3 separate regions of the Homo sapiens genome follow, and regions 1 and 2 are each linked to region 3. The links are chromatin contacts, found by Hi-C in ENCODE. All regions are on one chromosome and are shown on one strand. The core of a region is the stretch at or near the end of the contact, and the rest is flanking DNA. Distances in the headings are between cores, read along the strand shown. Region 1 holds the start of SMARCD2 (SWI/SNF related BAF chromatin remodeling complex subunit D2). Region 2 overlaps PRKCA (protein kinase C alpha). Region 3 has its middle 66 kb from the start of LRRC37A3.

What was found. Hi-C counts contacts between places; a loop is a spot of excess contacts on that map. Pooled maps may share reads with other maps.
Region 1: a loop to region 3 is called in a pooled map, with 6 times the contacts of the local background. The contact joins the promoter of SMARCD2 here to the enhancer-like site in region 3. A Hi-C loop is called at or near these places in 2 of 37 single-sample maps with no recorded cell type and 9 of 50 pooled maps.
Region 2: a loop to region 3 is called in a map with no recorded cell type, with 7 times the contacts of the local background. The contact joins two enhancer-like sites. A Hi-C loop is called at or near these places in 3 of 37 single-sample maps with no recorded cell type and 4 of 50 pooled maps.

The regions. Positions count from the first base shown.
Region 1 is chr17:63,841,242-63,844,014 of GRCh38, reverse strand. SMARCD2 (SWI/SNF related BAF chromatin remodeling complex subunit D2) reads left to right here and starts at 1,330. Exons shown (of 13, transcript NM_001098426.2): 1 at 1,330-1,556. The coding sequence starts at 1,341. RefSeq lists silencers at 838-1,007, 1,378-1,607 and an enhancer at 2,328-2,407.
Region 2 is chr17:66,710,466-66,713,386 of GRCh38, reverse strand. The region is part of intron 8 of PRKCA (protein kinase C alpha); the gene reads right to left. Among named protein-coding and RNA genes, the nearest start is that of MIR634, 75 kb to the left of the region's middle. Within about 2 kb of position 1,351, at least 9 of the 41 ENCODE cell types and tissues checked have a DNase peak (open chromatin) inside an H3K27ac peak, as active enhancers do.
Region 3 is chr17:64,983,771-64,986,661 of GRCh38, reverse strand. No RefSeq gene overlaps it. Among named protein-coding and RNA genes, the nearest start is that of LRRC37A3, 66 kb to the right of the region's middle. RefSeq lists enhancers at 230-279, 560-859, 1,477-1,756. Within about 2 kb of position 1,306, at least 28 of the 41 ENCODE cell types and tissues checked have a DNase peak (open chromatin) inside an H3K27ac peak, as active enhancers do.

The DNA of each region.
Region 1 (2,773 bases), core at 81-2,580, 1.1 Mb after region 3:
GCATTTTTGAATACTTTGATACAGCACAGTGTACCTGAAAAGATACTGCATTTTTGAAAATTAAGTGCTATAAATACTGGAGAAAGACCTCTTTTTTTAAACTGCGGGGAGGTTTCTCATAAGCCAAATTTCTTTTGACTAGAAGCATTTTCTGGGGAGTAAAGTACCAGGCTTCCTTAAAGTGAGGCGGAGCCACGTTAAAAATGTGCGGTAGAACTCAGCCTTGGCCAAGTCGACCGTTCACCAGCTGGGTCAAGTCTGGAGCCTCCTAGGTCCCTTGGCAGTTCCGAGCTACCAGCATGAGCTTTTACAGGAAGTTGAGTTGGCTGCTGTTCTGCCCCACAGAGCAGCTGAGTCTTTTTTTTTTTTTTTTTTTTTTTTGATGAGTTTCACTCTTGCCGCCCAGGCTGGAGTGCAGTGGGGCGATCTCGGCTCATTGCAACCTCTGCCTCCAAGGTTCAAGCGATTCTCCTGCCTCAGCCTGCCGAGTAGCTTGGATTACAGGCGCCCGTCACCACACTCGGCTAATTTTTGTATTTTTAGTAGAGACGGGGTTTTCACCATGTTGGCCAGGCTGGTCTCGAACTTCTGACCTCAGGGGATCCGCCCGCCTCAGCCTCCCAAAGCGCTGGGATTACAGGCGTGAGCCACAGCTACCGACTCTGAGTTGAGTCTTTAACGCCGAAGATGCAGAAAGGAGACTTGACAAAACTATTTTCGGGGAGTGTGGCCGCGGAATTCGGTGAGGGTGCTATACCGGGAGAGAGTAGTAGCAACGGCTCATTCACTGTGAAGCCCCTAAGTGACCTTAGACCTCTGACCCCGCGCCTCACTCGGCGCTTCCGCGCGCAGCTTCCGCTCCCGCCCCTCCGACGAAAGGCTGGGCCAAAGGTGGGGGGGTGGGGCTCTGAGGTCGGCAGTTAGGGGCGGTGCCCGCTGGGGGCGGGTCTCGCGAGGGGCAGGATTCGAGGAGGCACTCGAGCATTGGGCACCAGGTAGAGGCGGGGCCTAGTGCTGGGCTGGGTTGGGCGGGGCAGGGAGTTCGTAGCCGCCTCTGGGTAACTCGACTCGGGCGGCCAAACCTCCGGAGGCCGGGGACGGAAGGCGGGCCCGCAGCAGATCCTGGATCCGGAATCTCCCGGGCAGGAGCGGAATCTGTCCCGAACCGGGTCTGTGAGGAACTCGCGAACTTGGATTAGGAAATCCCGGAGCCCGGATCGACAAATCCCGGAACCCGGAATTAAGATCGCCAAGTCCCGGATCGCGGAGCACAGAGCACGGAGTGGACTCGACGCGGAGCCCGGAGTCCGGATCGCGGCACCGCGGGACGGGACGGAGCGATGTCGGGCCGAGGCGCGGGCGGGTTCCCGCTGCCCCCGCTAAGCCCTGGCGGCGGCGCCGTGGCTGCGGCCCTGGGAGCGCCGCCTCCCCCCGCGGGACCCGGCATGCTGCCCGGACCGGCGCTCCGGGGACCGGGTCCGGCAGGAGGCGTGGGGGGCCCCGGGGCCGCCGCCTTCCGCCCCATGGGCCCCGCGGGCCCCGCGGCGCAGTACCAGGTGAGCAAGGAGGACGCGAGCGGACGGGGGCGAGAGGCGCTGCGAGGGCGCCCGGGCCGGCGGCTGAAGGGGCCTCGAGTGAGGGCCCTGGGGAATGCATGAGGAACTCCGGGAGACGGTGGAGGGCGGGCCGGGACCCTCGGGCTGCGGCGGGTCGCGGTGGAGAAGTGGGAAGGGGAAGCAGGTTCTGCAGCGGAGGGCTGGAAGCAGCTGGGAGGCCTGGGGGCTTCCGCGGCACAGGGATTCCGAGTGACTGGGAGATGGAGGAGTTTGGGGAGCCAGTGAATTGTGGCGGGTGGGTTGAGAAGTCTAGGGTAGGAGGGCTGGAAAGTGATGAGAAAGTTTGGGAAAGGGCCCTCGCTGAGAAACCGGGGTTACCCTGCATCGGCCTTGGTCCCAGTCCAAGTCTGCCCTGTTTTTTCTGATTGGGAACTGGCGGAGCTCTAGCGTGTCTGAGATGGCTCCCGGCTGCTAATAAGGAGGAAGGAGCCTGGCTTCCCACGGGCACGGGACGCTGAGGCTAGGGCCAGGGGATTCCAGCTTGTGCACGGGCGGACTTTACTCCTGAGGCAGGGCCAGGCGCCTTCGCTGGGAGGACTCCAGCTTAGACCAGAGACGGTGGTGGCCTGGCCTGAGGGGAGGCCCAGCCCAGTCACAGGCCGGCTCTCTTCTGGGCTTTCTGCCTCCTGTCATCGTGTCCGGGAGTTGATTAGTCTGGACGTGCAGAGTGGAGCCCTGCTGGTCTGGGGCCGGAGGAGTCTGCGAGAGTTGCTTCAAAGAGTGCTGTCCTGACCCCTTTGGGGTTTTGAGAGCTGCTCAGATTGCAGCTTCAAAAGCCCTTGCAAAGCAGCGACTTCTGCTCAGTGTGTGAGGACCTCAGCCTGACCCTGCCAGTGCTCTAGTCTGCTGTTCAGGTTGCCCCAGAGGGCTTGGAAACTGTGCCCATCTGCCTTGTCACCCTCTCTGCATTTTTATTTGGCCTTCAGGTTCTAACTCCACCACGTCCGAAGCCATGTGCCCAAGCATTTGACACTGGCTTCTTGCTCATCTACGGGTTTGCTGTGGGCTTCCTCTGTTTTCGACTCATGTCTCCAGGCAGAGGTCCTTAGGGATCCTCGTGGAGTATACACAGCCTACCTGCCCCACTGGGCCCTCACTTCTAAGGAGATGGCTTAACTAGGGACAGTGACTGGATTTTTTTTTCCTTCTTACTCCTC
Region 2 (2,921 bases), core at 102-2,601, 1.7 Mb before region 3:
CAACTGGGGCCCGGGAGTGGTTTAGAAAGCACAATGAGGTCGGATGCGGTGGCTCACGACTGTAATCCCAGTACTTTGGGAGGCCGAGGCAGGCAGATCACAAGGTCAGGACTTCAAGACCAGCCTGGTGAATATGGTGAAACCCCTTCTTTACAAAAAGTAAAAAAATTGGCCGGGCATGGTGGCGCGTGCCTGTAGTCCCAGCTACTCGGTAGACTGAGGCAGGAGAATTGCTTGAACCCGGGAGGTGGAGGTTGCAATGAGCCAAGATTGCACCATTGCGCTCCAGCCTGGGCAACAGAGTGAGACTCCATCTCAAAAAAAAAAAAAAAAAAAAGGACAACAAAGGGTTCACTTTAACTTGGCAATGGCTTCTTGGAAACCAGCAATGCACAGTGACACCTCCATTAGGGAAAACTCTGTAATTCATAATTCCTGGGGATGGAAGGCAGAGAAAAGGCTGAGTAATGACTGCAGCAAACACAAATCTAGCCAGGCACTGTTCTAGGCACCTTCCATACTTACTCATTTAATCCTCCCAACATCCCTAGGAGGTTGGTCCTTTTACCATTTCCATTTTAGACTTGGAGAAACTGAGGCAAGAGAGATGAGCTGCATGGCTCCAGGCTATACAGCTATGAAATATTGGAGCTGGGATTTGAACCCTTGAACCCAGGCAGTGTGGCACTTCCTCGCCACACCCTGCTGCCTTCTTGGAATGACGAGGTGACAGCCACGTTGCCCAGCAGGTGGGAGAAGAGGGACAGTCTTTAAGGAGAAGGGGACAGGGACAGCCCTTCATTAGAGCTAGGAGGAGCCAGGCAAGAACCCAGGGAGGTGAAAGCCTCACCCTAACTCTTTCTTCTTATTTTTCTCCCCTCTCATTACTTCCCTTTTCAGCCACATCTGAGTTTTTTACACCAGCACCCAGCTTTCCGACATGCTGGGAAACTAAGCTCTGTGATTCAGATGTTTCTTTGGAATAACAAAGTTTTCAACATAATAAAAAGGACACAAACAGCACTCAGGCACGTCAGGCCACACAAGTGGGAGAGGTTTGGGTCCCAAATAGGGTTCCAGGACCCAAGTACGAGTTCCTTCCATCAGAATGGAGGTGTTCCTCTGAAGTAGCAGGGGGTGCAATGAGAGGGGTTTACTTGGTTTTTAAACAGGAACTGTTTCCACCTCCTGGAGTGATCAAGAGGTGCCTCTTTCCTCTGAGAATGCTGGAGGGTTTTACTCCACAGGAAGAAGTTGCACAGAGGCTCAGTGTATTCAGGTGTGGCCAGCCTCTGGAGATGTGTATCCAAAGTCAACACCCTGCATTGAATCATGGGACAGGGTTTTCAAACACAGACAAGGGCGGGGTGGAGGGGGGGCAGTAACAACAGAAGCCTTGAAAGGCAGTTTTCACACACAGTATTTACCACACTCTGCAAGACTTAGGAAACCTCAAGGAATATTTTTTTTCTTTCTCATTTCCAGTATCTCTAGGTCACAAATCTCCTGTGGTTCCTCTAACAGGCACATCTGCAGGGTGAGATACAAGTTCTAGAGATGAGAAACTCTAAAAACATTATTTATTAGATGCTGTCTTTAGGACAGTGTTTTTGAGAGAGCATTAGATGTGGATTCCAGCTTGGGGTCGGGGAGTAGGGTTTCTCCCCTTGCAAATCCTCCACCCGAGCATTTGAGGGTTTAAATTTTCCAGTTTGATCTAATGCGAACATAAAAGCACTGCGACAATCTTGGGCTGATTTTAATTACGAACACAGGCAATACGCTGAGAGCACAGCTGGTGTGTGGCCCTAACCAGCTTCCCAGAAGAGAGTGGCGCTATCAGAAATGACAATAATAGACCAGGTTTTTAAAACCATTTACATGCAAGTTGCAAAATTCCCCTCCATAGTTTGGGGATAGAATGGTTGATTAGATTGCAACGATTGAGTTGGGAAAACATTAAAAAATGAGAAAAAATGAAATAAGAGTGAGAAGGATTAAGTCAGGCATTAAGAACATCAGAACAATTACAGGATTTCAGCCTATGATATATTACACTACATCATCCATATGAACACACTCATGTAGTGTAAATACACCATACTGATTGCATGCTAATGCAGATGTATGCCTATAAAACTTAAAATGAATCTTAACTCATATGTGATTGAAAGATATTAACAGAAAGAAAGGAAAATGAGCTGTCCATTTAAAGATGCACTCTTTCTGTTCATTGGATGGATGCTTTCAATACAGACTTGAACTTTAATCACTGATAGGAGGTTTTGATATTTGCTTGGTAAAATTTTATTTATTTATTTATTTATTTTATTTATTTATTTTTGAGATGGAGTCTTACTCTGTCACCCAGACTGGAGTGCAATGGTGCGATCTCGGCTCACTGCAACCTCCGCCTCCCGGGTTCAAGTGATTCTCCTACCTCAGCCTCCCGAGTAGCTGGGATTACGGGCACCTGCCATCATGACTGGCTAATTTTTGTATTTTTTTTTTTGTTTTTTGGTAGAGACGGGGTTTCACCATGTTGGGCAGGCTGGTCTTGAACTCCTGACCTCGGGTGATCCACCTGCCTCGGCCTCCCAAAGTGCTGGGATTACAGGTGTGAGCCACCGTGCCCAGCAGGTAAAATTTTAAACTAACCTAATCTGAAGAGGAGGGGAGACTGGTCTATTCTCTGGGTGATTAAGACATGGCATTTTTTTTCATGGGAGGGCCGTGGCTGCTTGGAAGGGAGCACACAGACTAAGACACAAGTAGGTGTGAGATTCAAGCTACCAGAACACGCGGTGCATCCTTAAGGGTGGAGAGCATGGCTGCAGGCTGAGGCCCGGGAGCCACAAAAACCAAGGCAAGTGTTTTGTGGAAGGAAAGTGGATGAGGAAAGAGCAGAGGAAGAACTACCT
Region 3 (2,891 bases), core at 57-2,556:
AGTTGGCAATTTTACATTGCACAAGAATATATGGTTTTAATCCACGCAAGTGTCGCCTCTGACGATGCTCTCTTTCCAGTTCCTCCTGCACCACACTTGCTCTCATCATCTGCTACAGGGGAGGGACCTGCTAGCCCTGTGCCTAAGTTAGCACCAGCAGGAACCCACAGGTGTTCAGTGGGGAGTCGCTGACTGCCTTGGAGAAGCGTATTTGAGACAAGCTGTTAATGGCTCACGGTCCTAGGGTAACCCCCTCGGCTGGCACCTGCATTTAGGACAGCAGTGAGCCAAGCAGTTTCCAGCTTGTGGGAAAGAAGCTTTGAGGGGTCCCTAAGGGCAAGAAGGCCTTTCCTGGCTCAGTCCAATCAGATACCTGCTGTGGCTGTGCTTCTTCTGGCCACAGGTCCCTGTCTTTGTTGGTTCCCTGCACTGACCTGGCCAAAAGGAAGCTGCTTGCTTCTGGGCAGCAGCTGTCCCCTCCCCCAGAAAGTCTAAAAGGACACAGAGGACGTCTTCAGTATTTCCGTAGAGGTCACAAGCTAAGTGGGTCGCTGTCGCTGTTTTACGTTTGGTTGGTGCTGAGACACTTCCTCTTTCATTTATGTCTTATTCAGGCCACCTCCTCCATCCCCCTTGAAGACTGAAAAAGGGGAACTTGAAAGAAAAACCGAAAATTTCAGACCGAGCTATGGTGCAGGAGACCATGCTGTCATCCTGAAGCAGAGGCTGGGGACGTCACCAAGAGGATCACAGCATCCTCGAGGGTTCACTGAGGCCACTGCCCAGGCTTTCTTTTCTTTCTTTTTTTTAATAGAGATCAGAGTCTTGCTAGGTTGCCCAGGCTGATCTCAAACTCCTGAGCTCAAACAATCCTCCCACCTCAGCCTTCTAAAGTGCTGGGTTTACAGGCTTGAGTCACTATACCGGGCTGACCAGGGACTTTCTTCCTCCCCTCATTCGAACTTTCTTAGCTCCCACTCAAGTCTTCCTAAATGCTATGTGGTATTCTTAGGACTCCTAATTCCTAATTTTTCAGGAAGTGAAATGATATTCTTAAAGTAAAAACCAAAATCTGCTTTTGCTCAATTCTTTGAATTTACTGTATTTATATGCCATATATAGAGAGAGAGAGAAAGAGAGACAGAAAGAGTGCATGTAGATATACACACACAAATGTATACACACACACACACACACACACACACACATCAGATTGTGGTAGCTTTTGGAAACTCTCTAAGGCACAGAAAATAAGTTGCCTGACAAGACATCAAAGAATTGCAAAAGAGGCCACAGCCCCAAAGGCCTTACTGACTGCTTTGTGATTTGTAGCATGACTGCTGATAAGCATCTATTTGCTTCAGTAAATAGAAGTTGAATCATAACATTTGTTCCAGGAAACAGTAACTGAAGTCGCAAATCATAAATAATAAAGCATGAAAAATCTTCTTTTAACCTAATGGACTAAAAGATTTCTTGCTTTTTTCATTTCTGCTAATGGCCTCTCTCCCTTGGCACTGCCAGAGCTGGCCCATTAAAGGTGAATTGAGCCTCAGTTTGCAGGCAGGACGTGGTCCAAAAGATCATTTGTAAGTTGGTTGTTTGGATCAAAGAATGTGTTTTCTCCTAGAAACCGTTTTTCTCAGGGTGACTGGGTTCTCAGGTTCGCTCGCACAGTGCTGTTCAACTTCTACTGAAGCTGAGCTCTGGGTCTTTGAGGGCAGGTTCTCTGCAGTGCAGGAGGGAGAAATCAGGTCACCTGCTGCTCCTTTGCATAGAGACCTGGCTCTGAGCACAATTTAAGCATAAGTAGTTTTCTTTTCTACTTTCTCAACTCCCTTTTGGCGTCCAGGTCCAGGGCCGTAGTCCCTGGATTGCAGCACCCTTTCCTAAAGTGCTTTACCCACCTCTGGGCTGCTTGCCTGCTAAGGGGGGTCTGGGACCCCAAATTACCCACTATTCCTGCTTCCTGACCAATCAGACTTCCATTTCCTCAGAGCAGTTGATATCAGCTAAGGGCCAGGGGAAAAGCAAAAGGAGAAGATATGAATTCACACTAGTAGGTGAATCATGGAGAACCTCTTAACCCTCTTAATATCTTCTCATGTTAAAATGAATTAGTTGTGAGACTTGAGAGTCCTTGTGGCAGTATGGGTTAGGGATGAACACGGTGACTAAGGATTCGGAATTCACACACACATTAGTAGGACTCTTAGGCTCTTCACTGCACCTGCTTCCAGAACACTGGCAGTCAGTTAGGAAATGATCCTACTCTGGAAAAAAAATGCAATGGTCGCAGAGAAGAAACTTTCAAGTTCAGACACTGGGGAGAATCCCCTCAGTGAATAAGCTGATTATCTGCCAGATTGCCTCTGAGAATAAGCCACATTCATGCACACAGAACCCCCCACCAGTTTTTTGTGCCTCATAATGAAATCTTAACAGATAGCCAAAGATTACCAGATGTTTATGGAAAGTTCTAACATGAAACAAAAAGACCAAAACAGAGGAAACAACAGAACAAATCTTCAAAAGTAGTATAGTTACTATCTATAGAGAAATAAGAAAAGGCATTTTATCCATGAAATAGGATGTATTTTAGACTTTCAGGATGCCGTAACAAAATATGATACACTGGGTGGTTTATAAACAAAGAAATTTATTTCTCATGGTTCTAGGGACTGGAATCCAAGATCAAGGTGCTGATTTGGTGTCTGGGGAGGGCCTGCTTTCTGGTTCAGAGATAGTGTCTTCTTGCAGTGGCCTCACGTGGAGGAAGGGGTGAGCTGACTCCCTTGGGTCTCTTTTATAAAGGCACTAATACTATTCATAAGGGTTCCATTCTCATGGCCTGATCACCTCCCAAAGGTTCCCATCTACAAATACTATCA